Linked DNA regions of Homo sapiens: region 2 is linked to region 1. The links are chromatin loops, found by intact Hi-C in ENCODE. Cell type or tissue: PC-3. All regions are shown on one strand. Links, peaks and the distances in the headings refer to the core of each region. The heading gives the core; the rest is flanking DNA. Region 1 overlaps LRRC8B (leucine rich repeat containing 8 VRAC subunit B). Region 2 holds the start of LOC124904216 (a long non-coding RNA gene).

What was found. Peaks named below come from ENCODE experiments on the same cell type or tissue, not always from the same donor. Only the 100,000 strongest peaks of a DNase experiment are listed, where the experiment ranks them.
Region 2: it touches region 1 in a loop (3-fold over the local background); 11 of 110 quality-filtered maps call a loop at or near these places.

The regions. Positions count from the first base shown.
Region 1 is chr1:89,590,420-89,607,004 of GRCh38, forward strand. It overlaps LRRC8B (leucine rich repeat containing 8 VRAC subunit B), which reads left to right. Exons shown (of 6, transcript NM_001369817.2): 6 at 2,352-7,442. The coding sequence ends at 2,624. Among named protein-coding and RNA genes, the nearest start is that of LRRC8C-DT, 34 kb to the right of the region's middle. RefSeq lists enhancers at 7,784-8,300, 10,348-10,597. In PC-3, for the core only: CTCF peaks have their summits at 8,807 (motif pointing left) and 9,006; a DNase peak (open chromatin) is centred at 8,812.
Region 2 is chr1:89,538,568-89,555,152 of GRCh38, forward strand. All of the region lies in intron 1 of LRRC8B (leucine rich repeat containing 8 VRAC subunit B), which reads left to right. It overlaps LOC124904216 (a long non-coding RNA gene), which reads right to left and starts at 12,322. Exons shown (of 3, transcript XR_007066214.1): 1 at 12,293-12,322; 2 at 11,917-11,984; 3 at 7,564-7,967. In PC-3, for the core only: no CTCF peak of the experiment used is centred there; DNase peaks (open chromatin) are centred at 8,134 and 9,334; H3K27ac peaks cover 1,693 bases.

The sequences.
Region 1 (16,585 bases), core at 3,859-11,858:
GTGCCTTAGCTGGGCAGAGAGCTGGAGAGAAAGCCCCAGAGATGGACTCTCGCACATAGCCAGCGCAGCCCTTGACTCACTTTCACAGCAGCAATGCTAAGGGGCTGGCCCTGAGGCCCACTCCCACTACCTTGGGAAATCCCTCTCTTCTAGTGGAGCCTAAGAAGTTCACTAAAATCACAGATGTAGAGATTTGGAAGGAGACTGGTGGGAATGTGGTAGTGCTGATAGCCAGACAAGAGAGTGAGGGCAGTGGCTTCAGGGTAATCACCCAGTAGGAAATCAGTCCAGTTAAACGAGGTACTTGCTGGGAATCTGAAGCTGACTGAAGAAGGGAAATACGGAATGCCTAATGCAGCTCAGGTTAGGGCACTTTTCTTCATACCACTCATTACAGACAATTGTGTAATCGTTTCATGTTTCTCTCTTCCGTGAGACTTGTGCTTCTCAACTGGGAATGATTTTGCCTCCCAAGAGACATTTGTCTGGAAACATTTTTGGTTGTCACAACTGGGAAGGGGAGTGGCACTGGTAACTGGTGGGTAGAGGCTGAGGATGCTGCTAAACATCCTACACTGCACAGGACAGCCCCACAGCAAGAATTTTTCCACCCACAATGTCAACAGTGCTGAGGCTGAGATGTCCATGGTGACCTGCATTAGGCTAAAGTTTTCAAAGGCAGTCTTTCTAACTCAGTACTTGATCCCAGCAGCTAGCTGGGAGCCTGGCACATTAGAAGGCACTCAGCACGTGCTCACTGAATATAAATGAGCCAAGCCTAATTTCTTTTTTAGCCAGTTTGCCTGAGTCATTTCATAGGCACCAACAAGCACTCTTAATAATGCACACTGCAAAGGACTGATTTTTTCCTTCACTTGGACATCACTGATCCTACTTCTGAGCTGCAGGTATCTCTGTGCAGAAGGGGTTGCCTTAGAAAGAGGTTGCATTTCTTCTCATCTCTCTGCCTCATCTCCCAATGTAAGTCTGCATATGTAGGGTTTGCATCTGCTCTTGGGAAGGAAATGAAAGTAAAGGGTAGATATTTTTCCCTTTGTTTATATCTAATATTTTGGTGTACAATGATGATCTATATGGAATGTTGTTCTTAGCAGTGACAATCATTAGATTTATTTTTAAGGATATACAGCACTGAACGTGTGTTAGAGGGAGGGGTGATGTAGGAGAATGGAGTTTACAACATCATTAACATTTTTAATGGAATTTGGTCATTTTTTAGTTTATATAAAAGCTATTTATCCTTTTGAGGAGAGACAGTTCTGGATGGCCCTAGAAACTTGTCTCCCAGCCGGTCTGCATTAGCCCGTCAGAGGATATAGGCCAAGTCCCTGAGTGCCCTTTTTATCCCTGTTTCTAACAAAGCCAGTTTTGGAACCAAGGAACCTACATTATTTCATAGTTTTTGTAGGTGGCCCCTGTCCCCAGCCAATATGTAGAGTATTATGGGGGGTAGGGAGCGGTGGTATGTGCAGTCTATCTATGCTGAGGCCAGACTTATCCCTCAGTGAAGTGATGAGTTGAAGGGATTGTGTATGTGCTCAACTTCTTCTCTGGAGGTCTTTCCTCAATAAACCCTATTTCTTCTATGTACTGTGGCGCCCTTAGAAATTGACATGCAACCTATCTACCATATAGGGCAGCAGTCAACGGGAGCAGCTTTAGGAGTTGACCTAATTTGCATAATATTTATTATATTTAAAAGTATCTGTGTTATAAATTATTTAGTTGAAACCATGCCAGAGGGAAGGAACAAGAGTAAATATTCAGGTGTATGTGTATGTAGAGGGGAATGAAATGTGCATGTATATATAATCATATTTTTTTGCTCTGCTTCTGTAGGCTTTTTTAAAAAAGAGAATAAGGTTTTCAGTCTGCTGTCAGATTCTTAGGATGTTTTTAAGGGTATTATTCATTACATTACACAGTAAACTTTTTATGAAGACTCTTGAGGGTAATTTATTTCTGATCAAGGACTCAAGAGTAATTATGATTTTTCTTACTGGTTTGTTTTTATCTTAACGACAATGTGTGTATAACTACATTTTATTTAAGAATTGCTTGTTAGAGTGTTTAAAACCAAATTCGTTGCCCACCCATATACAGCAAGGATGTAGGTGTCCAGGGTAGCCACAGTCCTCACTCCTCATTGTACTCCTGTCTTCATTTTCCCTCTATCTTTTCATCTACTTCAAATTTATCATCATTGTAGTCTGCATCACTTATAAACCTCCAGAAATGTTTTGTTTTTTTTTTTTTGGAAAAAAGGTAAATGTCTTATCATAAGCCACCAAAAACCTATTTTACCAGCTTCTTTTTTCTTCCCTTTCCAGATTGAGATGCTACCAGATGGGCTGTTTCAGTGCAAAAAGCTGCAGTGTTTACTTTTGGGGAAAAATAGCTTGATGAATTTGTCCCCTCATGTGGGTGAGCTGTCAAACCTTACTCATCTGGAGCTCATTGGTAATTACCTGGAAACACTTCCTCCTGAACTAGAAGGATGTCAGTCCCTAAAACGGAACTGTCTGATTGTTGAGGAGAACTTGCTCAATACTCTTCCTCTCCCTGTAACAGAACGTTTACAGACGTGCTTAGACAAATGTTGACTTAAAGAAAAGAGACCCGTGTTTCAAAATCATTTTTAAAAGTATGCTCGGCCGGGCGTGGTGGCTCATGCCTATAATCCCAGCACTTTGGGAGGCCAAGATGGGCGGATTGCTTGAGGTCAGGAGTTCGAGACCAGTCTGGCCAACCTGGTGAAACCCCATCTCTGCTAAAACTACAAAAAAATTAGCCAGGCGTGGTGGCGTGCGCCTGTAATCCCAGCTACTTGGGAGGCTGACGCAGGGGAATTGCTTGAACCAGGGAGGTGGAGGTTGCAGTGAGCCGAGATTGTGCCACTGTACACCAGCCTGGGTGACAGAGCAAGACTCTTATCTCAAAAAAAAAAAAAAAATGCTCCAGGGCTTTAAATGAGAAGTAAAATTTTCTAAGTTAATAAAGATGAAGAATGGGTGACTATTATGATGAACCATAACTAAATGTCTTATTAAAGCAACTGAGTGTCTAGCCCTAAATTAACCAGGTAAAAACTGTTAACACTAACCTGAAGTTTTGTGAATAACTGTTCTTTAACTTATTGAGATGTTGCAAGAAATGCACATCCAGGGTGGACTGGGAGCTATGAAATGACTAAATTCCTCCTTGCAGTGTTTACCTTCAAGATTGTATAGGTATTCTCTCCTCTTCTTCCCCCAGTCCCCATTACTTATTTGCACACTTGTTTTAACTGACTTCCTGTTTTGATATTTATCACCAAGACCATAAACTCATCAATATGAATTTTCTTGATGTATACTCACGACTGTCTTTGATTTATGTTCCTAAATTTTTTTAGATAGGGTATGTTGTGCTTGGCAGAATTCTTTTTTGGCTTAATTTTTACTTCCTTTCCCAGCTTGCTTGAGTCTTCCTTAACCTGGTTTTCTCTTAACACCAATGATGAACCCTGAGAAAATGCCTGCATTTGGCCTTTGCCTAGAACAGGAGCTGAGTATTTAAGATGTATTATCCTCGGGGCATCCTGAAAATTAATGTATTCCCTAAAATTTCTTCTTGTCTATCATCAAGGCCTTTTTTTATTTGTTAAGAATTTTTATATTAAATGTAAAACATATAAATATTTTCTATTGTATAATCTTGGATTCAACATCTGTGAGGATCATTTTTGTAAGATACATAGAATTTGTGCATTTCTTTATGAACTTACTGTTAGTGTTCTTGGTTTCGGCTGTTTATGACTCATGTTTATGTACATTCTGCTCCAAAATGTTTTTGTACTCTGCAACTAATTACTTTTGGATAACAAAAGCCTTGTGTTTAATGCCCTAAAGTATTTGGGGGTTTCCTTGTGAGAGGGTGGCCGAATCATCTACCTCTCTCTTCCATAGTTGCTGTGCAATCGTACGGGTAAAATTCTTAATTACTTACAAAAACTGTGATAGAGGGGAGAGGTACAGATTTGGTTTTTAAATTGATTTTAAAATACTTTATAGAAATTTAGTAAGAGTTAAAGCAAAAGACTTTTTTTCCCTCCATCTATGTAATCTCTAGCTATGATTATAATGTAAAACAGCCTCTATTCAGTGTCTAAAATGAGTTCTCAAAACCCACAAAGAAATAGATCCATTTAACTGAAATTCATCTCATGCCTTTATCTAACTCTTCTGGAAAATACATTTTGCTCCTTTTTATAAAGAGCTTTGTGCTTGGCCTTTTATTATGCATATTTTTAATGAATAAAATCAACTGACTCATTTTTGGGAAATGTACATCTTTAATATGTTTTTCCCTAAGGGTCTAGGCATTATGATGCCACCTCTTCATTTTGGATATAACTATGAAGAAATCTATTAACTGCACCTACACAAAACTGGAAAACACTATAGGTAAACAGTACTGTGTATATGGAATTGTGGTGCGTGGTATGTGTTTTCTCTTGCTTTGTTCCAGAAAGATGAAAGTGAGTCTTTAAAGCATAGCAAATAGAGCTTCCCCTCACCTGCCACACACTCCTGCACTAAAGTTCAAAGAAAAGAATTATTCAAATCAAATGAAATTTGAATAATATTAGCTATCAGGAATATAGGACACCAAACACACTGCCTCACACATTATTGTTTATTCTGAACGGAAAGGAACAGTGTAAAAATAAACTACTTACCAAAACTTGCCTTTAGTCAGAACATTCAGCTCTCAGGGAAGCAGGTATAACTGATGAAACTTCTAGGACTTCAGAAAACAGATTCTAATTATATCCATGTTTTTCGTTGTTATTTTCATTTTTTAAAGTGTGAGTTGATGTTTATTTTAGTGTTTCACAATAGAATTATCATGTATACTGATTCCAGTGTGGCATGTGATTAAGTTTTGGACATGAATATGCCAAAAGTGCTTAAATGTTTTTGGCCACATAACTAGCTAGAATTTCAAAACAAAATTCAGATTTGCTACCATTCACCTGACGAACTTCTCCATGGCTCGTCACTGGTTTGGTTCAACTGCAGAAGTCATTGGCTAAATTTTCCTTATCACCTACGTAAATTTCTAGAAGAATTTACTAGCAGGATTAATAATGAATATTATAAACTGCTTTCCACACACTAGGGTATAATTATTGGTGCAATCTATGTTGTTCTTGATGCCATGGTTTTACATCTTTTAATTTAAACCTTATACACCAGTGTTTAGGTCGCTTTTGAGACAAGGTAGCCCTGATGCAAGGAAAAATGAGGCTACTACTTCACATAAAAAATAGGGTGTTAATACCACCTTTACTGTACTGTTGGAGCAGATCTTTATTTTACAAGTGTTCATATTCACATAAGAGAATTTTAAATGAAGAAAATTAAGTTTGTTAAATTATAATTATGAGACTTTCGTTGGCATTTGATTTCAAGAATACATATGCATTTTCCAAAAAATAAATGTGGAGGTTATTCAGAACAAAATTCATAGCTTACGGTAGTAATGGCATGGATTAATTTTATTTGCATGCACACACAGACACACATACTTCATATATGCAAATTATAGCATTAGTTTTTGATATATCTAGTGGTTTTTTTTTCAAAATTGCAGGAGGTTGTAGATTAAATTAAGTATGATAGCACGTTTTTTAATTCATTAATCATGAAGTGCTCTGTTCCCTAAGTTATGACATTTAGAAGAAATCACATGCTCAACCTTAATCTGAGAACCTAAGTGTTTTTGAGCATTCCAGTAAAGGAGTAGTGTTCTTTTCCTAACTTACATCAGGGTACATCTGTGTGGCACACAGATACTATCTTTTCATTCTTCACTCCCAGTCTTAATTTCTTTCCCCTGTATGTCACTGTATTTTATGTCACTTCACATTGTGTTAAACAGGGTAAATAGAGATCCTCAGTATCTCAGTGCTGTGGCATAGCTCCAATAGGTGTGCTGTGGTGCACTGCAGTGATGTATTTGCATAACATTGTTTGATAGTGAAAAATTTTTTTTCGGTTCAAGTGTTTTGTGATTAAAATTTTATGTTTAATTAAAATATTGCATAATATTGATGGGTTCAAAAACCATTAAAATAATCAAACAATTATTCTGTGCCCTTAACATTATTTTCTTGTGTTTTCAATAAAATTTTCTTTTCATCTTTCCATCTTCACATTCTCTTAGCATCATCCTATGCACATAAGGTATGTTGTTTTCCTTCTCCACTCACCTACCGCACTAAATTTGATCAGCAATTGTACAGTAACAGAATATATTTGTGCCAGAAGATTTGCAATGATATTTGAGCATGTATTTATTTAGGAGGAAGCCAGTGCCTGTAATTATGTCTCATTGAGTAGTTTTACTTTGCCCATCCTGCAGTATTTAGAGCTGATCTGTACCCAAAGCAGGACAATGTAACTGTAGATCTGCTTTGTTTTCAGTAACTGTACATTGCATCAGAATCTGTTTATTTCTATCTGGAAACAGACAGAATGGTGGGGGAGGGAAGGAGTTATTTTGCATCCTAGTTTGTATTATGAAGTCATCATATATATATTTGAAATAGTATAAGCTAATTACTGTTGCAGAATGCCCTCGATATAATTATTTCTTTTCAGCTGGATGTGAAAAGCTGAAGCAGTGAAAACCTGCAGTCTTATTTCACTGGTTTCCTTCTGTTTCTTGTCCATCACTTCTGTATCCACAGGGAGCTATCTACTACATACCTTTGGTAACAGGCTACATTCTCTTCAGATTTTTTATATGAATAATTTCATCAGCACTAAAGCATTAACATAGAATAATGAGCCAAAGTACTGAGTCGAGATGGCTTTCAGTTGAGTTTAATTTCATATTTAACTTTTGCATTTAACTTGTATAATACACTACTGCTGAGAAAAACAATTATGAATGCCTTCTGCATGTTGTACATTATCTCTAACAGAGATGGTGCAATTTTAAGAATACAAAGGGGTATAGAGTTAGAATGGATGTGTTCGTGCATATATATGTTGTATTTAAATATTAATGTTTACAAGAAGATTTTTTTTAAATTCTTCAAATACTTCACTTAGTGAAATAATGGGCCAATCTGGAATAGAGACATTTTATTTGGTTAGTGCAAGAGTGAAAGCTAGCATTTGTTAACCTTCACATATTTATCTGTGTACAATTGTTTTTGCTTCTGGTAATGAATTATTAGAAAATGGAAGATTTTGTTCAATGTTTTTGGCCCTCAGGTTTACTGTGTAAATCTGCATTTTTGGTGGTAAATCCCTTTGCCACAGATTCAGTAGCTTTTGGTAAACTTCACTGTTTTTAAAGTACCTTTTGTGTAAAATAAAGATCCAATTTTTATAACAAATGGCAAATAAAAACAGTAAATGCTGGAAGAAGTTGACTGTACTAATTTTAACCAAGTTCCAAAAGTGATTCCCTCTCTCTTCTCATGCTTCCTTGTACTGTCGTACTGTTATTCACCAAATAATAGATTTCAGATTTACATGTGAATCTTACAACAATGGTATGAGTTTTCAAAATATGCTACCATGGCCACAAAATAACAAGCACCTGAAAAGAGCTGCGTGGATCCTAGAATACATGGGTTGCGGGGGGTAGTAGATCTCTCATGAGTGGGCCCGTCTTTCCTTGGAATTCATCAGGGACAGATGTTCATAGAACGCCTCATCTCTCTCCTTTCTTCTTGGTGCCTGTTTCTCCATTTCCTGTTTAACACTGAATTGTGAACCAGGTAAGCAAAAGCTAAAGAACTGCAAGACAGGCAATTCTGAGATGGTTTAGTCAAAGGTGAAAAAATTGAATTACTGGATAAAATAAGTACATGATAGTTTGAACTTTTCGATAGAAAACAGCCTCTCTCGGTCTCTTACATGCACACACACACACAGTTTCAGGACCACATTAGAAGGCTGATAGCCAGAATTTTGCTGGAATATATATAGACTGAATCAGATTATGAAGGAAAGTAACTTAGTTGTTCCCTGGCCATATTCTCTGAAAATGCAGTAAGTCATTCAAGAAAGGCTTCCCCCATCTCTAAGTGGTTCAGGAATGGGAAGTCTATTGAAATGAAGTGAGTGCCTGCCTCCAGGCATTAGCAGCCTTTCAGGGACTGCTAGGTGCTTTGAGATGCTGAAGTTATATGCTAACAGTCTGCCCAGCAGTGACATGGCCCCCTAAACACAGCAATAACTGTGGCTTCATGTACTTCAGCATTCACTTCCACATTTCAAAATGGCTTTTTGAAAAAGTGGTAAAGGGCTCAACTGGAAGGGAGAGACTCCGGTGCTGTTGAGGGCAAGGTTCCATTCTCTGGAGCGGCAACTTTTGTTATGGTTTGTTTCCTTCTCTGTTCCCACCTGGTGTTTTGTCACCCTCATTCCTGAGGTCTAGGGAAAAGCAGTTTATCCAAAATGCACAAAGCCAGACCTCAAACTCAAGTCCCATATTTACATAAGATCCTACATCGACATGCTAAAGAAGGATCAGAAAAGGCCACTTTAATATGCGTAGTCTTTTTAAAATGCAAATCTCTTTCTTTATCCCATGTTATCTCATCTTCCCCTAGACTCGAGTTATGTCTTTCTGCCTCCTAAATAGCAGAGATTCTATAGAGCTGCCTGTTAGCTCTTGAGATTTTCAAATTATTTCCTTATGATAAATACCTTCCATTTTGGAGCCCTTTGTATTCCTATAGGGCTCAATCCACATCATTTTTTTTACTCTCTACCTCCCTCTGCTGCTGAGAGGAGAAAATGTCAAATAGAAGCATGCCACCAACACCCATCTGTAGGTTAATATAACTCCAGATTCTTTCTTTTGGAAAAAAAGATTCATGCCTATCTTACTTACCTGCAAAGCCATCACAGATTCTCTCTGCTTTCCTTTAACACCAAACCTTCTGGTCAGCCCTATTTCCTCACTGAGTATTCACTTTTCAACCCACTTCTGTCCAGCTCTCCACATGTCCCAGTTTCTGCCCCTCCTGGTAATTTCTCTTACACAGATTACCAATCGCTTATTTGCCAAGAGCAGTGACTTCTCAGTCCTAGCCTCTGTAGGTAGAGTAGAAATGCTTTTTTAGGTTTATCAACATTTGTAAATCTTGGCCAACCTTCTTCCTCATGGAGCGTGGGCCTCACAATTGCAGGTGTAAAAGATTTACAAAGTTATGAATCAGCACTGACCCTGCAATTACTGTTTTGGAGCCTAGCCTCTCCTTCCTGATATGGTCCTTAAACCACAGCATCCAGTTTCTTGCTCCTATACTCAGTTTCTCCTTGCCTTCCCTTGCCTTTATCAAATGCAGCCCCCACGGTAAGATCTTGAGGATTCATTGGCCCTCACTTAATATCAGTAACTGTACCTCAAATGAGATGCACATAGCCCCATGCAGTTCCTGGCACCAAGATCAGACCATACCGTGTGGGCACCCTGGGCAGGTAAGTGTGTGGTACCCCTTTAAAAGAACATGCTTAGAATGTTTATTCAACATGTTTTTGGTAGAAATGGGAAAACTGGCGTTCTGTTGGAAAAAACAATCATGAACATTTTAACTATCTTTGTATTCCTTTTTCCAAAACTAAAACTCTATCTAGCAAGAATGAGAAAGAGTTTAAAGATAATTTAGCAGAAAGACAAGTGGGCCTAGGGGCTGTAGGGAATATGAGGTTTTACAGCTCACGGCATTTCTGTCGAATATCCCCAATCGACAATCAGTCTCCCGGGCCTTGTGAGCAGGCCTGTCAGCTGCTAAGTCTCCCTTCTTGTTCCCTTTCAAAGCATCCTACTCTCTTTGTCCCGCACCCTTATCCCTCCCAGATCTCACTCCCTCCAACCACTTTTGTGGGCTCTTGCTCTCTTTCGCTTGCTCTAGGATTGTGCTGCTCGGCATTGCCCCAACCACCATACTCCAAGCTTACGTATCCTCACCTATTACTAACTCCCATCTTCAAGAATATGAAATACCTATTATTCCAAGGATGATGCTTTAGCTTGTTCTCACCAAAATACATGTCTCCCAGTTATCAAGATTCTCTGTTTCTAGAAGGTAGTTTCTTGCCACAGTTTCAAATTTAAAATAAGAGACTTATTCCTTATGTTGAATGGGAAAAGGGCCAAGTTTCATTTGTTAGGCTGCTAACATAAGGAATTACATGTGGAAACCTGAGTTAACTGGCACCAAATTTCCAATTACTCCAATGACATGTAGTTACTCCTTGTAAATTAATACCCCAGGCACCTGTTTAAGTGCACTTACCCTTAGTTCAGCACAGCCTAGCATGTGAGTACCTTGGATATGGCCATGACTATTTTCTTCTCAACAGGAATGAACGAGTTACCATTGTGGTGTGAAAAACTGTTTCTCCCTTGAAATGCTTCTCAGTCATTAAGGAGTAGGTGGGAAGGTTTCCCTTCTGGAGTTTCTGAAACTGCACCACTAGTGGGGGACTAAACACCACCTGTGTGAAGGGAGTTTCCTTCTAGTCTTTCCCTGAGCTTGGGTTGGATTCACACCCTTGTCTGTAGTAATGCATAGAGAAACTTCTCAGATCCTCAAGGGGAGAAAAGAACAGTTCTCTTTTTCAAGTGGATCAAACCACACTTTTCATAATAGATTGAGCCTTTCTCTGGCAGTTGTTCTGTGAAAAGGGAAAGCCTAAAGAAGTAGCCACGTGAAGAATTGATGCAACACGCATTAAGTGGCCTGAGGAAAATCTGCTTGGCTTGTGATATCAGAGCAGCACAATGCATGTCGGGAACCTCACTGGTGGCTTCAAATTGAGAAAAGAGAATAATCTAACTATTTAGTTCCTGATCCTTGAGTTTGGAGAGCATCACTGTAGGAAGAAGTATTGAGGTGGTATATGACAATAACTTTATTTTGCACCTCCTGTGTGCCAGGCAGTCTGCTAGGTTTTCCATGTGTACTCTCTCAATCCAGCCAACAACCCTATTTGGTATGTTGTTCTGATTTTACAGGTGAGAAAGAAGACTTTCAAATTATTACCATCCCAAGGTCTCATGACTGCTGAGAACAGGAACCATATTCAACCTACAGGTCTGCATAGCCTGTTTCTACAGAGATTAGCTGAACATTAAACATCAACTTTATCCTCTCATAACCACCTTGGAGTTTTGAAAACTCTGGTTTTCAGAGCTCAGTGGTCTCGTCCAGTCTGCTTTGATCCTAGTGCTTCCTCCTGCTCTATAGCTATCCTAGTTTCTATCTCCTCAGCCATAGTCACTTCCTGTATGTTTTATTTTCCTCCTCATCCTCTAATGTAATTCTGGATTCAGAGATCTTCCCAATGAGAAGAAACCATGGAGAATTTGCTGAGAAGGAAGGGTTAAGTGGCTTGTTGGAGATCACAGCCCCAGTGATTTAGGAAGATGGTACCATGATCTGTGCATGCCCCCGTTGAGTGCTCTTTTCACCCTACTGTGCTGGCTCTGAAGAGCACAGATAATCCGCATTTCACCAAAGACTAGTGGAAGAGCCAGATCAGCACCCATGTCTCCCACCTAACTCTAGAATCTGTGTATTCTCTAATAAGCTGCATTCATTTTAGTTGTAATCTGCATCTTAATGATAATCCCTTCCCATGCACAGTGCATCACTGTACCAGAGAACTTTAGGCCATTTTTCCCATTTCACATATAAGCAAACTGGGCTCTGAAAGAGACACCTTCAGTGGTTACCATTATTGGGAACTACTAAAGCACCTGCCATGAGCTTTATAAATATCATTAATCCTTAAAGCATATCAAGTAGGCATTACCTCTATTTTACAGGTTCAGGTAGCTTAACTAACATACTAGATTATATAGCTAGCATAGCACATGGAAGAGTCAGGTTTTAAACTGGGGACTCCATAGCACCATAGACTCTACTTTTTGTATACTATGCACTGCCATGGTCATATGGCTAGTAAGTGGTAGGGTTGTGAGCACACTCTAGGATTTTAACATCTAATTCAGTATTCTGTTCTTTATAATGTGCAGGCTCTGAATATTCTGAATGTTGAAAAAGATTGATACACATGTAGACATGTGCATGCCTACACACAGAGTTTTAAACATTTTAGTATAATTTCTTCCAAATAACCCATTTATTTATAAACTTTGATTATTTTGAAAGTGCATAGTTTATATTTTAATGTTTTAACCTAAATCTACATTTGCTGTCATTAGAAGAATGGAGTGTCATGCTGGATTTCTGACCCTGTGGGTGATGTTGGATAATGACCCCAACCTCTTAAAAAGAGTTGTTAACATTTAGTGTTTTTTGTTTCAGTTTGCAAATGAGGCTCACGTCAGTTTGGGTTTTATTAGAGAATGGAAGTTCCAGTTTAACTCCCTGAGAGTGCTGATTTATTATAGGAAAATGCTGGCAAACATTTTAGACTTACAAAATGACTTCTAATCACAGTTCAGGCTAAATTTGTTCTTCTGCTGATTTAGAATGTTGGAGAGTGAGAAGAGTGAGGAGGAGGGACAAGTTAGGCTGTCCTTATTGAATTCATGCCACGTTCCAGATAAGAAGCTGCCTTCCTTGCCCTGGAAGATGCTGTGACCCTGGCTTTGCCTTCTGGCTGAATGCACTACGAAGCAGGAAGAAAGCTTCAACCCCAGCTCTAACAATCCACTGCCATTTAACACTGGTTCACTTGGCATTTCCCCTGAGGTTCTTCAAAACGCTAGCCCTTTGAAATGTTTGTCATGTCAGGTCCACGTGAGTCACCTGCTCAGGTGTCCCCAAGGCCCGTTACACAGTGGGACTGTGGCTCTAAGGGGTCCCAGGCCCTCTCCACTGAGCTCTTCTATGAAAGGAAGATGACTTACCAAACGACCTTACTGGGACTTTGCACTATTTTTAAATTTTCTTCTAGAAGATGAAAGAAATTAGCTCTTCTCCCTTTTTCTTTCTCTCTGGTAGTGAGTATAATAATTTCTCCTGATGAACAGAGTGTCCATGGAGAATTTTTTCATGCTGGAAATAAGGCAGATGGCTTGGGTGTTGTCTCAGATCATCAGTAAAGGCCCCAGCTAAGTTAATGACTAGAAGGGCCTGGAAGAAATTAACATGCTTCTCAGGGTAAGCTGTGGCTTGGGGAAGTTGGTGAGGATGCTGGAGGATGTCTGACAGAGGGAGAGAAAATAGGGTTCTTTTGACTTCTGGGCTTCAGCACTAGCCCTCGTGATCCTGCCATTTCCAGTGTGATCTGCAGTGTGATCTGCATGCACAGGGTAGCAGCCTAACTGAGCCTTGTGAGTGGGTGGGCTTGGATGCTCGCTAGCTGGCCTTCCAACTCCAATATTCTGATCTACATAAAATGCTGAGTGAGTGGGAAGTGTTGATCATGTTTAATACTGAGTAATTTTCTTAAGAACTTGAGTATGTCATACATTTCTTTTTTCAGCTTTGGAAATGATTCACTTTTATGACACATGAATAAGACTTTTATTCACTAAAGAACCTCAAGCATAATAGCAAGTGAAGGAGGATGGAATTATCTTAAAGGGCTGTTCTGCAGTGCCTCCCCGTCAGGAGAGCCAAGTAGACAGTGAAGAGAAGCTATTTAGGGCAGTACAGTTAGAAACATTCCCAGCAGGGCCTTCACAATGCTCAGGTTACAATTCCCAGTTAAGAGAAATGTCCTGAGGTTGCACAGGTATAAAGGTGACCTGTGAGGTACTTGGCTGTCTTGGGCTTTAACACCAAAATTTGAAAGCTGAGGCTGACCCTTTATCACTGGCTTTCCTCCCAGAGTCTGACCTAGGGCAAATAGATGCCTGACAGTTTTAAGTTCTCCAGTTTCTGTTCAGCTGAGACCTGAGTGTCAGGTCAGCTAACAGGCTCCCCGTTGGAGAAACATGACTCTAGGTTTCAGTGCACTGAGAGATGTTAACTTCTGCCTGGTCTTAGGGTACAGCCCCACCTGGGTGCCAGCTCCAAGGGCAGACTATGCGCTCACCAGGTTCATCTGATAATGCAGTGGGCAGACATAGCTATGTGCTGTTCACTTGCTCTGTGCCCTCATGCCCAGTCTAAGACTGTCCAAGGCCCGGCCTAGTCTCTGCTTTATCTGGAAGAAGACAAGAGCATTTTCCTGGACTGACAGCCCAGAAGGTACTCATCTCCAACCTGGATCAGAGCCCTATTTTCACCAGTAACTCTTGAGTCATCTTGTACCTCTGAGCCTCAGCTTCCTCGTCTGTAAAATGTAAGCTTTATTTTATAAATATTGAGTGTCTGCTACTTACCCAGATGCTGCCTAAGGTATTGTGAATACAGTGGGGGACAGCAGGGACAAATAAGACCCACTCCTCATAGAAACAAACCTCATAAGATCTTAAGAGGATTCCACGAGATAATATGTGTAAAATGTTAGCATCTTGTCTGACCCTAGTGGTTGCTTTCTACGTTAGCTTTAATGAGTTTTCCTCCAAAGATGATAGAAAATATTTCAAAGTATGTCCTTTCCTGCCTTGGTCTGTGCACATGCATTTCTGCCAAAAAGGCTCTTCCTTAATTCCTATGCCTAGCTAACTCCTGTTCATCCAGTTCTCAGTATAAATGGTCACTTCTTCAAGGTGGCATTTTTCTGACCAGTCCATCCTTAGATCCCCCTGTTGTTTGTTCCCAGGGCAACTGGTACTATACTTTGAGGTATCCATCCTCTTGATAACTATGACTTATTTAGTGTCTGTTTCCCTGACTAGACTGTAAAGCTAGTGTAAACAGCATCCATGTTCACCAGAAATCTTGATGCTGAGCTTTGAGATTCTGCATAAACATCTGACCATCTTGCTGATATTTGAAGGGAATGTTCCCTTTCACATGAGAAAATTACATTGGACCAGAAAAGAAGAATCTGGCCCACCAGGAGCACATGGGTCCTTTCTTCCCTCTTTTCTCTCTCCTACCATGAAGAGGAGGGACGGCCAAGAAATGGCTGAAGAAAGGCCATTCCCAGGGCTGTACCCACATCTCTTAGAAGTAGCAGGTAGTCAGGGAACATAGGATGGAGAGTTGGGTTCCCCATTGTTCACAGGAACTTACCCAGTACCCATTCAAGGACCTACTGGGAATGGGGCAGTAAGGGTCTTCTTTGATACCATCTGCCACAGCCACACCCTTGTCCGTTCTCACCACAGCCAGGCAGCATGACTTAAAGGAGGTCTTGTTTCTTGTAACTATAGATAGTAGAAGCTTGATAAAATGAAATCTAAGGTCATAAGACTGGAATGGTGTCAGCCGCAGAAACGTCTCTGTCACCTTGTGTGAAAGATGCCCCCAGCCTCAGTACCTTTTGGAAGAGACCTTGGCAAAAATACAGCTGTTTACATGTGACTCACCAGAAATGTGAATGTTCTTGCCCTTTTGTGCCCTGTGGGATTTAACAAAGCAGCAATGTGACCTGACCCCAGTGGTTTTCTTTTGGCCAGAATCCAAGTCCTCCAGGCAGTGCTGGACTTCCCACATGCATTCCTGCCAGCCCACTATATGGAACTACAGGGCAGTCCTCTCTGCCAAGCCTTTCTAACCTCTATGTCTTTGTCCAGGCTGTTCCCTCAACCAGAAGTTCCTTTTTTCCATACATACACATATGAATAAACCTCAATTCATTCTTCAAGACTAAGATGATATCACTCTATAACTCCTCTAATCACCCTCTTTCCCCAAATTGGAGTTAGTTATTCTGAACCCTTATACCAATGTAGTGAGGTTATGGATTTCCCGCTCAGTCATCTGAAGGCAGAAACCAAATCTCGTTCATATTTGTGTCCCCTTCCACTAATATAGTATCTGCACCTATAATTTGTTACAGTATTCTACACTGTAGGTGCATAATGAATAAATAGCTGAAAGCTGGGCATTTGCAAGGTGTGTGCTGGCCAGTGGGTCAGCCAGGATGCCTAAGGGCAAAGGCACATGCCAGAAACCACTAATGGAGACTTTTGTGGACAAATTGTTGAAACAGTGAGAAGTTGTTAAATCCTTGTGGGTAAGAAAATGGCATAAGGAAGTAGTACTTTGGATACAGTCTTTGAGGGCATGGGTACAATGATGTTAAAGGAAGAAAACTGACATTTATTCTATAGATGGGGGAACTGAGGCTTGGGGAAGTTAAGTGATTTGCCAAAAGACACACAGCTAGTAAGCAAAGGAAACTGGTTTAGAATCTAGATCTGGTTTCAAAGTTTGTGTTCTTAAACAGTATGTGAAAACTCAACCACATCTGCATACACTACCTTGAACTAGTGTCCTTTAGATCTTCAGGGTATTCCCCTCCCAACTGTGTTAAGTTTGATGGCAGAATATCACTAGCCCTCATGGGGCCTCAGTTTCCTCTTCAGTAAATGAGGATAGTTGGGCTAAGTGACTCTAAGGCCACTTTTAGGCTCTGAGATGCTATGATTCTCTGTAGAATACAAATGGACTTTCTAACCTGGAAGTCAGCTTGGTCAAAACATGAGCGTACTTGTGTATTGGGCCTGAAAATCCTTC
Region 2 (16,585 bases), core at 4,546-12,545, 51 kb before region 1:
AACCACACTTCCTTAACGGATGTGTCAACTTTTAGTACTACAAAGTAACTAAATATTTTAAGTAGCAGTCATCCACACTGCAGCATGAGTATGTCATTTCCAAAACTAGATGCTGTTTAAAGGTTTAAATTAGCATCTTCGAGGTTTTTTTTTGTTTGTTTGTTTGTTTTTTAGACAGAGCCTCACTTTGTTGCCCAAGCTGGAATGCAGTGACATGATCTCAGCTCACTGCAACCTCCACCTACCGGGTTCAAGCGATTCCCCTACCTCAGCCTCCCAAGTAGCTGGGACTACAGGCACCCACCACCACACCCGGCTAATTTACGTATTTTTTAATAGAGATGGGGTTTCGCCATGTTGGCCAGGCTGGTCTCAAACTCCTGACCTCAGGTGATCCACCCATCTTGGCCTCCCAAAGTGCTGGGATTACAGGTGTGAGCCACCGCACCCAGCCCCTTCAAGGTTTTTAATACATCTGGCTTTAAAATCTCAGAAGCCTAGCAAGACTACCTCCTAGAAACATTGATATTTATTGACATTTTAGGGTATTTTCTATTGTTGCTCTCTTAAAGGCAAAGAAAACCTATTTTTCTAGTTAGAATTACCCCTTAATGCATTGACAACTCTGAAAGAAGAAATTCTAGCCTTTTCTTTCCTAATCAGTGAAAGGCCCTTTCCCCCATATTGCCCTCTCCGCCCCCCATATTTGGGTATTTCTAGCCTACTTTTTCATCTGTATGCCCTGTTACTATGGTGACAGGCACCATAGAAATAGAGAACAAAGCAGATGTAATAAGCATCTCCTACATGGTTTACAATGCTAAAAAGAGATCTAGGATTTTCAGGCGTTGCTTTTTCTTCACTGATGATAGAACTGGACCAGCCCAACATTGTGGGGGTATAGGGACTGGGGTTATGGGCTGATTTGGACCCTACAATTCCCATCGTCTTTTACTTTATCAGTCCTTATTCTACCCAGGAGTCATGAAGGTGAAGAAAGACTAATGGGAGTCTGCATGGAAAGTGTAATATAGAAATTAGGGCCACAGAAACAACACATTGCAAAGGACAGATACTTCTGCTGAAGCATATTCCATTGGAGGGAATCAAGCCAGCTGTAATGTTCACCAGTCATTGATCCTTTTGCTTGATTTTGCATTGTTCAACTTAACCTTTCAATAGAAAGATTTATCAGCTAGGTTTCTCCCACTTCAAGGTACTTAGCCTATGTTAGATTTTTTTTAAATTAAATAAAAATAAATCTGGATTACTAATAACTTGCAATATTTGCTCCTGGCCATTGGGGCCATTGAACTTTTAAAAATAAGTAGTTGAACAGCTAATGCATGCTTATTTTGTGCTTGTTTTAGAATTATAATTAAATATTCAGCAGATATTGTGAAAGTTAGCTTTCCATAAGATCCAGGAGAAATTTTCCATAAATTGTTTTTAACCTTCTACATGCATGTCTATTATTTTATTTATTACATCTTCACGTATCATTTCTGGATATCTTTAATCAATTACCTAAGATTAAATAAAGTGTTCCAGCTACTCAATTCCATCACCTGGACAATTATTTTTAAGTTTATTATTTTTTAAGTTTTATGTTGCTTATATTTTTATGTTTAGGGACCTGTATAGTTTTAAAATAATACTATGTTTAGAATATAAGTTGTGATACATGAATCAAATATTTGGAGCTATAGAAGCTGAATGATCCATGTGTCCATTACATTGTAGTATGAGGGCCTGAAACTCCTTCTACCTCTAAATTCTTGTTTCTTTGCCTATGTGGCTCTTTTCTTTTTACTTGACGAGCAAAAGAAGTATACTTTGCCAATTTTGTTATCTGTTGTAATGGCCCTAACAGTGATGTGAAAATATGTCTGAATCAACCCCACGCTTTGAGTTTTAAAAAACCCACACAGTGTAACCTTCCCCAGTCATGTCAGCTTTTCCCCTTTGTGACACGAATGAAAGAACAAGAGCATTGGAGTGGGAGTTGGAACAGCCAGTGCTGACCGTGGCACAGCCTCTGCCAGGGGTGAGCTTGGAGATACATTTATATCTCTATACAAAGCATACAGCTTCCTCAGGAAGAGCCCAGGAGCCCCAAGGAAGGTTTTGAGAGATTATATCAGATTAGTTTTGGGAAGTAACACTGGCAACTGTGTGGAGGGTGTGCTGAAGATGAGAGAGATCATATTGCGAGACCAAGTAGGGCAGTGGGATGAAGTAGAGGAGACTAGTAGAAAAGTTAGTTTAGAAAAAAGTCATAGGATTAAATATTCTATTTCCTTTTATCAGAAGATCCTATGGTAATTACTTAAGTCAAACTGTGATTACTGACATTTTACTAGTTTTACTATAGCTTCTAACTTTTTCAGAGAAGGAGTGGATTAAGTTTTGAACCAGATGATTTGGGGTCAAATTGTCAAATTTCAGGTTACCAGTGAGTGTGCTTTATATTAGCACAACTTTTTAAATTATAGCTTCTAAACATTTATGTCTTCTGACTGGAAATGGGAAAAGATTTGGGGGAAGTACTATTTGTTCTATGGAAGAATAATGACACTTTGCACAGGAGAGGTTTGCTGAAACCAGGTAATCCCTCCAGGCAGCTTAGCTCATTGTCTTCCAGAAAGCTAAAAAATTATGGGCTCATTGGGTAAGGTTTCTTGGCCTAGAGAGAATAGAGGTTGTATTTGTGAGGAGCTTATTCTTTCATGGATTGCTGTTCTCTAAAACCTCCTGGGCAGAGAGAGTTCCCATCACTTTTGATGTTGTCATCACTGTGAACATAGAAAGTAGACCAGGTAGAGTTATTTCTATTTTTATCAATTAAAAAGCTGGCTTTCTGGCCGGGCGCGGTGGCTCACGCCTGTAATCCCAGCACTTTGGGAGGCCGAGGCGGGCGGATCACGAGGTCAGGAGATCGAGACCATCCCGGCTAAAACGGTGAAACCCCGTCTCTACTAAAAATACAAAACATTAGCCGGGCGTAGTGGCGGGCGCCTGTAGTCCCAGCTACTTGGGAGGCTGAGGCAGGAGAATGGCGTGAACCCGGGAGGCGGAGCTTGCAGTGAGCCGAGATCCCGCCACTGCACTCCAGCCTGGGCGACAGAGGGAGACTCCGTCTCAAAAAAAAAAAAAAAAAAAAAAAAAAAAAAAAAAAAAAAGCTGGCTGTCTGAGAGACTCCATAACTTGGCTAAAGTTAAGGCAGATGGTAGGCAGGATAAGAGTTCAGTCTCCTCCATCTTTTTGCTGACTTCTACTCTACCACATGCCTGAAGTAGCCACCTTCACACATTCTTCAGAACAGAAAGCATTGACTATACCAAGAATGAAATTTTCCTGATAATTTTAGTAACTGTTCTCTTGATATAATGTACAAATTATATTATTTAAATGACTAATTCACAGATTAAAATTTTTTAATGTAATATATGGCTTTTACCTTTAAAAGTTGTAAAATCCTGGGAGCATTTGAAACTTGAACACAAACCCAAGGCTACTCTCGTGTACCAAAAATATGGAACTAGACAGAGACCTCCTGGCCTTGAACATGTCTTGCTTTCATGACATCTTGGTTATTATTTATTTCTGCACCTACCTTTAGCTAAGGGACTAGAGAAGAGTGTCATCTGCTAGGGCAAGCTTTTGAGCTCTCTGGCTCAGTTCTCACAGTGGCTCAGTCTCCTATGAGTTTCAGAGTCTTCAAGGTGGTTCCTCTACCTGCCCCACAGCATCTGAAGCACTTACTGTGATTATAATAAAATAACTGAGGATTTGTTTAATCTTTGTCTCTGTCACCAGACTATAAATTCCATGAGGTAGAGATAGCACCTGTTTGAGGACATCATGGGTTTTGTTTATTTTGTTGCTTCTCCAGGGCCATTTACCACATAACAGCCACTAAATATTTACTGAATGACTGAGTGAATGAATGAATGAATGAATGAATCCATGTTTAGCCTGTTGTTCATTCCATGGAGCTAAGCTACTTTTTATTTTTCTCAGAGATCTCTTTGAAGAATATTCATATTGATGCTCGTTTTACTATTATGAATTTACTATTTGTGCATGTTTAGATAAGTCACATAACTGTCTCAGTTGCCAATCTGTAGTGGAGAAAATCTCATGGGGTTGTTGAGAGTTTTAAATAATTTATATAAGCACTTATAAAAATACTTAACATAAAGTTATCTCATCATGAGTATTGGCATCCATTATGGTTATAATATACAAGCATATTCAACTACTTCAACCTCACATCAGCTACTTGTTAGGGCCTATGTGTCCTCACACTAGACTTGTTTTGTCTTATGTACTGGGGGGACCTATTAAGGCAAGCTCCACCTGATTTATCTTTTGTAAGTTGTCAGTTCAGTTAACTAGACTTAAATTTACTTTTTCCTGGTAATTTTTAAAGTAGGGTCAAATTACTTAATGATGAAAAATTAGACTTGCATAGTTGTTGATCTAATAAAAGCACTATTGACAAAATAGAAAAAATTATAGCTGTCTCAGGACCAGATCACAAAAGCCCCTAAATTTTCGTTATAGCCTGAAACTTGTTCAATCTTCACATTTTCTGAAATTCAGCCTTATTCAGTAAATAGACAAGTAAAAGAAAACTATGGCCCTTCACATTTTTAATGTATATTTTGAGACATGTAGACTATAACCTTGAAAAGTCTTTTATGCTAATTGGTCATCATGGGTAACAATACTCAAAGTATTCAAAGTAACATAAGTCTAAGGTATAAATTCATATTTCATTTGTTAGGAGTCTAAAACTTCTTTGATTCTTTTTCTGTTGTGCATGAAGGTAACAAACGCCAGTGAGTGGTAGTTTTCTTATTATAAAACAATCTATTATACAAGAAAAAATTTATTCTAATATTATCTAAGTTTTGAAAAACTGATTTTTTTTTTTTTTAAGTTGGAGTCTTGCTCTGTCACCTGGGCTGGAGTGCAGTGGCACAATCTCAGCTCACTGCAACCTCTGCCTCCCGGGTTCAAGTGATTCTCCTGCCTCAGCCTCCTGAGTAGCTGGGAGTACAGGCACATGCCAGCAGCCCTGGCTAATTTTTTTTTTTTTAGTAGAGATGAGATTTTGCCACATTGGTCAGGCTGGTCTCAAACTCCTGACCTCAGATGATCCACCCACCTTGGCCTCCCAAAGTGCTGGGATTACAGACATGAGCCACCATCCCTGGCCATTTTTTTTTGAGTTGGGGTCTTGCTCTGTTGCCCAGGCTGGAGTCCAGTGGCACTGTCATGGCTCACTCCAGCCCCGATCTCCCAGGCTCAGGCTATCCTCCTGCCTCAGCTTCCTGAGTAGCTGGGACCACAGTTGCATGCCACCAAGCCTGGCTAATTTTTATTATTATTAATTATTTGTAGAGATGAAGTCTTGCTATGTTGCCCAGGCTGGTTTTGAACTCTTGGACTCAAGTGATTCTCCCTCCTTGGCCTCCCAAAGTGCTGAGATTACCATCATAAGCCACTGCGCCCAGATGATTTTTAAAATCTCTATAAATGTCTGTTTATGCAGAACAAGGTGTAAGAATACATAGTTATTTGGTGTGTGCAGTAGGGTTTCATGAGAAGGGAAGGGAAATGAAGGAAGCTATTGTTCAGTAGTTTACACTTTTGATTCTTATTGTTTTCCTCTCTAGTAACATCCCAGAGATGTTACACATGGTAAAGTCGTAGTAAAAAAAAATTATTTCTAAACAAAATGTTTCTTTCCCTAATGAGATTCTGGTTTGGGTGCTTTATTGTCAGTGTGCTGGGAATTTTGGAATGTTCTCTGTGTATTTCTATGATTTTGACCTAATAATCTCATTTGGATTTACCAGGCTCAGCAGCTGTTGTTTTTATCGACTATTGCTAAGTCATATTAATGTCCAAAGTTGAAAAATCCTTTTCCTATGTTGGCCTAGATTATTCAGAGTTTTACAAAATTTAAGCCTTTTCTCCAATGCCTGTAATTTTTATTTGCTTGTAAGAAACCTTATAATAATAATAATATCCCAGTGGGTACTTTAGATGGGCTAAGCCTATTTGCAGATCTCTCGCAGGATGGTAGTGAAGTTTGCAGGATGGTTTGTAGAACAGTGCTTTCTTGATAAATCCATCTATCCTCTTTTCTACTGGAGGAAGAAAAAACCTCAATTATATTGACTTTAAGTACTGTTTGATGTAACATGATAGATCTTTGCAGTTTGATATGAATGATTTTCCTTTGGAAAAGCAGAATGCAAAACTGAGAAGTCAAAGACATTGAGAATGTCCTAGGAGAGCATAAACTCAAAATTATAACCATTTTATTGGATACAATTGGAAAGTTTTATTTGAAGAGGAAATCAGATGTTGAATTTTGCCTTTTAATTCAATTTTTAACGTAATAGGAAGTTTTCTTACATAGTTGAAAACATATATTGCTTTCTTTGTAATTTCTAATTTGTTTAATTATAAGGCAGTGGTTTTGAGGTCTAAAAAAGATACTAGGTATGCTGTTACATTCCTCCCAGGGTGAGTTTTCTTGATTCTTAATCCCATCTGATCTCTGCACTATCACATTCCCTTTTTTCCTGTTGGGAGTTTAAATTTATTCTCCTTATACATTTAGGATTCAAACCAATAGCTCTTCTTGTTGTCTAGTGATATGGTCAATGATTTCTGCATTTACAGGTAAAGATGAGCATCAACAGTGTACTTTATCAGTTATAAAATCATCTTTACATAATAATCACATTTGATTCCGACAATTTAGAGAGGGAGAGAGGAAGAATGACTGAAATTAATTCCTATTCCTCAGAGAAGTTACACAATATACCCAAAATAGCATGTAAACAGAAGGGCAGGACAAGAACCAGGCCTTTTAGCTCTGTGTCCAGTCTTCTTTCCACCCTGTCATACTGTGTCTGCATGCCCTGTCCAAGGCATTTACCAAGACATTTCCCACATACAGAATTTGGTTAATATGCTGAATAAAATTGTTGTGTCAAATTTTAATAAACTCTATAAAACCAATTGGATATCCTTTGGTTCTTTCCCTGTTAAACGTGAATTCTTGCACTATATGTATGGTGAGAGAGGTTTCCTGCTTTCAAGGCCAATGACAGTGAGTGTTCAACTTAAGAGTTAAGAACAAGAAGACAACAATAAGACAGATGTCCCAAGAAGGCATATGACTCACAAGTTCAGTGGAAACATCGTAGGAGGTGAGGCTTGCAGGATGTGATAAGATATGGAAAGTTGAAGAAGGGGGTGGACGGGAAATGTTTGAGCAGAGGTGTATAGGAAAGAATGTATGCAGTACTGAAATCATTGCGGATGAAACGATACATCCAGGATTTGCTTCAAGACACCTGGCATGGGTGTGATATGAATTGATCATTGTTGGAGCTGGGTAAATGGTATATGGGGGACCCTTATAATATTATTCATACTTCTATATACATTAGAAAATTTCCATAGTAAGAATTTTTTTTAATAAAAATGGTATATTATGTGTTTTTTGAACAATAGGTTAGGCTAGCCTATCAGAATAGAGAGCATGTTCAAAGGCATAGTAGGAAGGGTTGGAAAAGCGGCCTGGTACCAAATTTGATGGTGGGGGAGGATTTGTGAATGTATGCTGTGGAGCCTTGGTGAGTGCTAGTAGGCACTGGTTCATTGGTTGGACTTGAGTTCTGCTTGACTGTGAGCCCAAAGTGGAGTTGCAGTCCAGTGTTGGCATCTTATCAAGAATGGCAGTAACTCCACTTTACCATCTGCTTCAGGAGTGTCAGATCTAATGTGCCATATTCAGTTCTGGAAGGCACATTTAAAGAGGACTTTTTGCGAACCAAGTTTCAATGGTGGGATATATCAAGCACGGAAGAGTAACTCACATCTTCTTAGCCATCTTCTTTCTGTCAGAACACTCCATCAGCTCATGGTTGTCTACCTGGAATAGATGTATTTTCCCTTCTTCCAAGTCTCTCTACTACTCCCTTTCAAACTCTTTGTCTTTTGAGAGCCAAAGAATAGGCAATAAAAAGCAAATTAAACACATTGCTGTGATTCCTTAGTGATATGAAGGTACATAATCACAAAGGCATCTGACTCAACCTCCTGGCAACAGACTAACAGCTGACTGAGCTATACCCAGAAAGGAGCCCTCAGTGTAGCTTTCTGAAGCAAAGTTCCTCCTCCTTCTTGCTGAAGCTATTTCTCTATAGCTAAGTAAAAAAGACAAGAGATGTATCAGAAATTTGGTTAATTGATAATATTAAGGAATTGTTAATTATTTGTATATGATTCAGTAATGATTCTAGAGCTGACACACATAAGCTTGTGAAAACTGATTGTTGTGTTATAGGAATTTTCAAGCTAGTTAAACATAGTCATTAAAAACTAAATTGTACAAACTTAAAGTACTAAAAGTAAAATAAATACTCAAAACTCTCACTTCCTAATTATTTTGCTATAATTTGTTGTTATCTATGCTCTTAAGGTTATTTATGTCTAAGGTATCTGCAGAGTAGAAGTGCTGTATAATGATGTGTGACACATCTCTTCTCAACTCCACATTCAGTGACATCATGTTGGTACTTTGAAATTGGCCATGGTGGGAATCATGGAAAATGGCAAAGAACCAGGGTCCTTTTTTTTTTTTTCTCAGAAACCTGGTTGTTAAATATTTACCAGCATGCCACTGGATATTATTATGATATTATGGTTATATCTTAAAGACTCTTTCTGTTTTAGAGATCCATACTGAAATAAGACAGAATATATCTAGAATCTGTTTCAAAATAATCCAATGAGGGTGAGTATTGTGGTGTTGAATCAGAGTGGTGGGCAGATGGGTTTCATTGCACCACTCTCTCAACCTTTGTGTATGTTTAAAATTTTCCATAATAAAATGTTAAAACAGCAATTATGGAATGTTACAATGAAAATAAATTGCCTGTACCTAGTAGACATAGATAGCAATCCAGTCTGGCACCTGTCTTTCCTTCAAACTTTGATGCCAACATTCCTTTGATAAAATCATATTCTCAAATTTTGGAGCACTTATTTTGTAAATGGTTCACATAGGTCATTGATTTTAAAGATCTGTTTCTCATTAAATAAAATCAAGAAACCACCATGTGCAGTTTATCATGCCCATCAGGGCAAAGGAATCCACTAGAGCCTTCCCAAGGACAGCAAAAAGCTTTCTTCATAGTGGGCGGGGAGGGGAGGGGGTGCGGGGCATTCATTTGTTGGATTGCAATCCTGTTTGCAAAACCAGTTGTACAAATAGGGAAAAATGAATCAAGTAATTGCTCAGAAGGCTACTTGCAGCTACATGACAGCTGTGTACCCTTTAGATTTATTTTCAGTCTAGCTGATTTGAGTCATTGCCCAAAAAAGGAGTGCTGTCAAGTGAATTGTCTTTTATGCAGATGATGACAGCCTTTCTAAATATTGCCTGGCTGATATAAGTGATTTGTTTGGAATTATTGGCCTATGAATTAAATTAGTCCTAATCCAAATGATTTTAAAAGTTCTCGCTTAGATTATATATTGATTACATTTCACAAAGAGCACAAAATAACTATATTTTTTTCTAGCATATATTTAGACATCAAATGGAAAAGCTATAGCATGAATTACTCAGAATACATCTTTTTTTTAAGTTTGAAGTTTTAATTTCATTCTTAATATCAATTTGGAGTATGGTAATAGTTTCTCCTTGGATTTGATTATGCAATAATGCATACAAACTAAATCCAGTTGACATGGAAAAATATTTATGTTGTGTAATGAATGCAAGTGGTCACTATGATTATCCCATCAAACAGAGTAGTGAGGAAATTATTAGGTTTTATAATGAGGACAGAGAAGGACAATCAGAACCTTGAGGGGGAAAGTAGTCTATTCTGTCTTATAATATTAAGTTAATGTGAGTTTCTGGTCTGTGTAGAAATACAGGCTTATTCTCTTAAGGTAACGACAAAAAAATTCAAAGCCTCAAGCAATGAAAACAGCAGATGCAAACTCAGGTTTGTTTTGACCCCTCAGTTTTGTTTCACCCTGGGCTGAAACAGATACTGCAAATAGGAATTGAGATCAGGGAAGCCAGAAGTCAGAAGAGTGTGTGTAGGAGAAAGATCATTATAACTTCTCCTCATAAGACAGAGCTGGACAGAAAAATCACCTGGAGAAACTGGGAGCCTTTGTTGACACTTTGCTGCAGTTTTTCCCATGTTAATTCCTTTGTACCAATACCCTTCAGGGCTCTGCAGGGTCCCACCACAACATACATTCTGAGAGTTTGTTTGAGGCGTATAAATACAATAGAAGTCATAGTTCCAAATTAAGTTGGAGCATGAAGATTGGGGTGTGATTGCTAAGAAAAAAGGACATATTAAGTTCCTGAAGTGAGATAATCACAGACTTGTGATTATTCACTCAAAAACTATTTACTGAGCCCCTACTATCTGGGCTAGGTGATGGGATACCACAGTGAGCCCTACAAATAGAAGCCCTGTGCTACCAGAGCTTACTGCTTACTGTGCAGAGAAAAGTGATAAACAACATAAGTATATAGTACATTAAACGGAGACAGATAATGTAGGAAAAACAAAACCAGAGCAGTTCTTCAAAATTAAATTCCCAAAGGATAACATTTTCCAACTCTATCAAAGCTAGCAAAGAGAGGAGATTGGTATTTATAAAAATACAACACATACCACATCAGAAATTCCTTCATGTTTCTATTAACCCTGTTGATATGCTAAATATATTCACTATCTCTACAACCATTAGAGAACAAAGTAAAGATGAAGTAGCTTGGAAAGGGAGCAGCTCTTTAACACTGAAGTGAAATGAAAAATATGCCCTTATGTTTTGTTAGTGAGTTGACAGTTCATGATCAGGAAGACAATGAGCACCTGCAATAGGGAGGCTGCAAGTTATTTTTAAAAAGAATGTCTTTGATTGCTTCCAATTCTATTTATCTCCAGTTGGACAATCAAGTAGAAGTCATTTGAAGAGATGTTTTGTAGTTATGTGGATGCGGATTTGCATATGTGGGTGTTTTCGAACATATAAACTTTTAATGAATTCAGTCATCTTCATAAAAAACTAAATTGTCCCAACTTTAAATGGAAATATTCTGGAAGGAAGGTATTAAATGAGTTCTTTTATATGGGAGATGGACTGAGGCTGCATTGAGTTATTTATTTTAAATAACTTTTAAAATTTTACCAAGTGCAGGTCTTTAAGTCCAACATTGGCCCAAGTCTTCAGCAAAAACAGCTTAACAAACTCATTTATATTTTTTCCTCTCCCTAGGGCTCCAGTTTGTGTTTTCAGCTGCCTACTAGACCTCACTACCTGGATGGCCCACAGGTACTGCAAACTCAGTGTTTTAAATAACACACTCATTAGCCCCCTTCATCATTGACCCTGTGGCCAAAGCTAGGATAAGTCACTTGTCCTTGAGTCCTGACTCTCCTTAACATCTAATCTGCTACCAAGTCCTTCTAAGGGATACCTAAGGAGCCCTAGAGTCTATGCCCATAAGCTAGTTAGCAGAGAACCTGCTCGAAAGCACTTAAAAGTAATAGTAGTACTTTTGCTTCTATCCCCTCTTCTCTTCACACTCAGGCACATCTTAGTTCAAGCCACCTTTCCTGTTTATCATCTGGACAATTGATCTATCCTGATCTCCTCCCTATGTGTATTTCTCCTTTTTAACGAGTTGTTCATGCTGCTACCAAAGTGGCAAATTCTAACTTTTTAAATTTAAGATTTGACGCTGACTGGATTAAGTCACTCCCTTTCACAAATACCTTTTTGGGTTCAATAGAATGGTACCTGTGTCTCATTAGGTCTGGACCTAAATGGCCTTTTCATCTCACCTTCTTCAGCTTTCCCGCTAGGTTCACTTGCGAGAACAGTACTCAGTCAAACCTTAGCTATGCCAAACCTTTAATAAAGCATAAAAGATTAATTATGTTAATTATTAGCCTTGCTTTGATATGAAAGGGCAAAATTCACCAGTTAGCTCCTTGGTCTTCCACTGAATATTGGAATATTAACTAGCACTTTATAACAGAGCCTTTCACCAGCCCAACTTTACTGCTCTTCCCTTTTCCCAGCTCTCTAGTCAGCCAGAACCCACAGTTCTGCCTAAATTCCTTCATTCCTGGTCAGTCTCACTGATACTACCATGGTCTTCACTCTCACTGCTTCAGCATTGAATGACTGCAGTAGGTTCCTGCCTGGTTTCCTTACCTTCATTTCCCCCGGCCCCCGATCCTGCCCCATTGTATCTCTCATGCCTTACCAGGTTAGTTTTCCTAAAATATTGCTTGCATTCTATTTTAGAATCTATAATTGTTCTCTTTTGTAAGTCAATTCAAGCCATACTCTCATATTCTGGAATCTCCAACCGTAAATGTCCTCACTGCCTCATTTATTTGTGAAGTCGTCCCCCTCTGGCCGTGAAGATCCTCTGCAGCCTCACTGCTCTTCCTCAGGCAACACCCCTCTGCTCTTTCCCTCCCCACTACCCCGCTGGAGATTTTTTTCCTGCTCCAGCCCCTGCATATCCCTAACGGCTCAGAGATACCTTATCTATGTTGCCTTCTCCATTCCCTGAGCTATACCTGTTCATCTTACAAGAGGAAGCTTTGGATGGTTGGAAGAGCACCATGTTTGGTGTCAGTTATAGGATCAAGCTCTTGCTCACCAGCCATGTGTCATCAGCAGCTAATTTTTTTTCTCTCTGAGCTTGTATCCTTATCCTAAAGTCAAGTGTATGATTTAAATGACTATGAAAAAAATGCTCCATAAACTTTTGAGCATTATATAGATGTTCAGAGTTGTTCCACTCCACTATTTAATCCTTCATTTTTTTCCTGTTCACTTTTTGTACAAATTTCTCATTTTCCTAACTTTATAAGTGTTTTAAGGATAGATAGAAAATGAAATATACTTTCTTATCTTATTCAGCCCATACCACAGCAAATGCTCAATGAATTCTCCCTGTCAAGAGAATTCAATGAATATAAATATAAAGGATCAGGCTCTGTGGTGAAAGTGCAGTATTTGATAAAGTGAGTGAGGGAGTAACAAGAAAAGAGGGTCCCCAAAGAAAACGGGACTGACTAGCGGTCTGGCCTGCCTCAATACTTTTGGTGCGTCCACAGACAAGCTCTGAATGAGACCCACTAGCCAGGCTCTTCAACCTCTTAACACCATGGCAATAGAATTGACTCAGTTTCTTAAGTGTGACACTGTTCTTAAAACATAGTAGGCTCTCAAGTGTTTCTAGAATTCACTAGCCACATGATTTGATTATTATATATATTTATATACATGCATGTACCGTGCTAATAGATTTGTCTGTCACTGCTTATTTATTCATAGTTTTTTTTCCTTTTACATTTCATTCTTATACAGAGCAGCAGTATGTCTGCTTTGTCTGCAGAGTAGCACTAATATTCAGATTTGCATTGTGTTTGTGCAGTGTCTAATAGGGGCTACCTGATCACTTGCTGAAGTCATAGGTAGTTCAGGAACTACCTTCTTATTTAGATTGCTAGGACATTTTCATAAGAATATTGTACTGTATATAATACTAAGCTTACTCAAATCCTGCTTAAAATTAAAAATAAGTATAAAGAATAATAATTAGTAAATGAGAATATATTCTGTTTTTGCATGGTGTCTTCTAGCCCCTTCTCCCACACCCAATCTCCTTGGAATAAGAGATATGGTAATGGAGCCCAGAAATTCATGATCCTACTTAGTATCCATCTTAGCAGAAAAATGTAAACCATAGTGAGTTTTGTTTGCTAACACTATCCTTAGACAATAAGAATAATCGTTAGGTACTTATAATAACTCTCACTATGTTTAGGTTACTGAGTCAGTTAAAAGCAGACTAATCAGTAAAATACATTTTCTGGTTTTAGAGAGCTTATAATTTACAATAGATTAAAGGGAATGACAGTAACCACAGAAAAATAATTAAGAGAAATGTGATTTACTTGTTACCTAAGAAGCAAAAGATACATTTTTCTCCAAAGTAAGTCATTAAAGATTGCAATCGTTTATACCAGAGTTGATTTACTAGCATGAAAATGATTGCTTAACCCTGCTCCCTGTGTTCACCAGGCGGGTTGGTGAAAGCTTGTGTTTCAGATGAGCCAGCCTGGCTACAGGAAAAGATATTTGCATAGAAGACTGGGGACACTGCCACACAAGAAAATGAAGAATTATGCTTTTGAAATTCCTTTTATTACTTCCTTGATTAAATTGTTGTTTCCAAGGGAATTGGATTTTCAGATGAAATTTTAATAATGCTTCAGATAATTCCAATTGTGTTCTTTCATTTTACTCTGCTTTCACAATATGATCATATTTGGTTTCACTTCCTGGTTAGTGCACACAAGCCTGTTGCTGGGAAATATTTGAATAAAATGTTTATGAGAGAAGACTATTGTTTCAAAGTAGAGGAAGGCATTTTTGTTTGATTTAGACTTAGTTCATGTAGTAATTTTTATAGAAATAAAATTTCTGACATGTAAATTGGTTAAAAACACTCTTTAAAAATAATTTAAAAGACTTATTTCGCACTGAAATTAAGTTACCTTGTGGTGAAATCATCTCTTCTACAGAAGTGTTTGATTAGGTACCAGTTGTGCAACAAATGAAATGTTTGTCCATAATTAGAGTAATTGTAACTTGATTTTAAACAGAGGTTTGATTGCATGGTGAGTGTCATAATGCCAAATGATTTTTCCATTGATTCAGGGCCCAGTGTATTCTTAAGTTGATGTTTGATCTCAGCATGTTTAACCTGGCCCAGAATATATCTGGCACCCTTTTGTGTGTGTGTTGTAAATGACTGTTCTTCTGTGTTACAGCTTCATACAAAATCTTTGCCTATTCTAAAAGTGGTATTTTTACCATTAAGTATTTAATTCCACCAGAGTACTCAGGTATTACCTAGTCTAAAAAAGTACAAATCAAATTTATTTCTCTTTGGAAAAAGTCAGTTAAGAATTTCAGGAAACGTCTGCTTCCTTAAAATCTAATTACTTTGTCCATTTGCATCAGTTTACTGGCTAAATCTGAAAGTTTAATTTTTTAAAGCGTAACTATTTTTCTACTCAGAATTTTAATTTTGAAGTCCATTTATGTTTTATTTCTCAAGGTACCTAGATATATACCCTAATATAAAATTAGGCTTCCTGCTGTCAATCTTGAACTCTCTCCAATGAATTCTTTCTGATGCTTTCAAATTAATTTTCTTGATATATAATAGTATGTCCCTAAATGTATTTTTCTGTCATTCCCTTGCTCAGATACCACCAGTGACTTCCTACTGCTTATATCAAGCCTAAATTCCTCTCTCCTTGTAAAAAGATTTGAATATTCTAAAAGTGACATATTTACCCCCTAAAGCAATAATTTCTCAGGTGCCTGTTATGTTCTGGGCCTGAGTTAAATCTTGAAAATTTTTTAGTGTGGAATTTGAGACTTAATTAGCATTTGATCCTAATCACCTTTCTACTCTTAGCCCCATCATTTCTGTCTCATAAATTCCACTCCATCTATGCATCTGCTCACTAATTCATTAAATTGACCTTGGCTTTCTTTTGCCTTCTTTATTTGTTGTTCCATTCCTCCACATAAAATATTATGTGCCCTGTTATTAACCAACCCCTTTTACCCCTTATTCCTTCACCCCCTAACTATATAAATCTTACGCATCTTTCTTGGTCCAACTCATAAACCCTGTACAGTGACTATTGTTCTTCTAGCATGTATTACTTTAAGATGTAACTGTATAATTCATTTGTTTGATCTTTCTTGTACTTATGCCTTCTTTCACCAATGCATAAGCTCCTTTTGAGATTTAGGTCTGAGTGTGACACCTTTCGATTGCCTTCATTACCTGGGCCAGTTCTTTGCACCCAGCAGAAACTTCATCATGATTGTCGAGTACACCTAGTGTCAGAGCATGTGCAAGATGTAATATTTCCACTTGCTGTTGGTGACACAAGTTGGTGTTACATAAGGCCTTCTTCATTTCTACCTTTCTTCAACTGAGAGTCACAAAGTTGTTGCCTTCCTTAAATGGATAAGACTCTCCACACAATAAAAACAGATGGTATTGTCAAATATAAATAGGTAAATATTATTTTTTGTGCATGGATGAGAGAGAAAAGACAGGAAAAAAACTACACTTGTAGTTTTCTTGGCACAGTCTTTTTGCCCTTCAAATTTGGTTGCTAAGAAATAACCATAGATTCATCTGCTGTGTATAAAGGAGAAACTTAGAGACTCTGTGTGTTGTGCAGCTGATTTTGTCACTCAGCTATGACAGAGCCCCACCCTGATTTAGAAGTCATGTGTCAAACTTCCAGATGGGGAGTATATCTTTTGTCTCCTGGAAAACCATTGAAACTCTGTTTCCAGAGGGCCCATGTTTCTCCTCTTTGCTAAGACCAAGTGAAGCTGCAGAATCCTGCTGAGTTATGAAGCCCGAAGCCAGCCTAATGTGGAGAAATGACC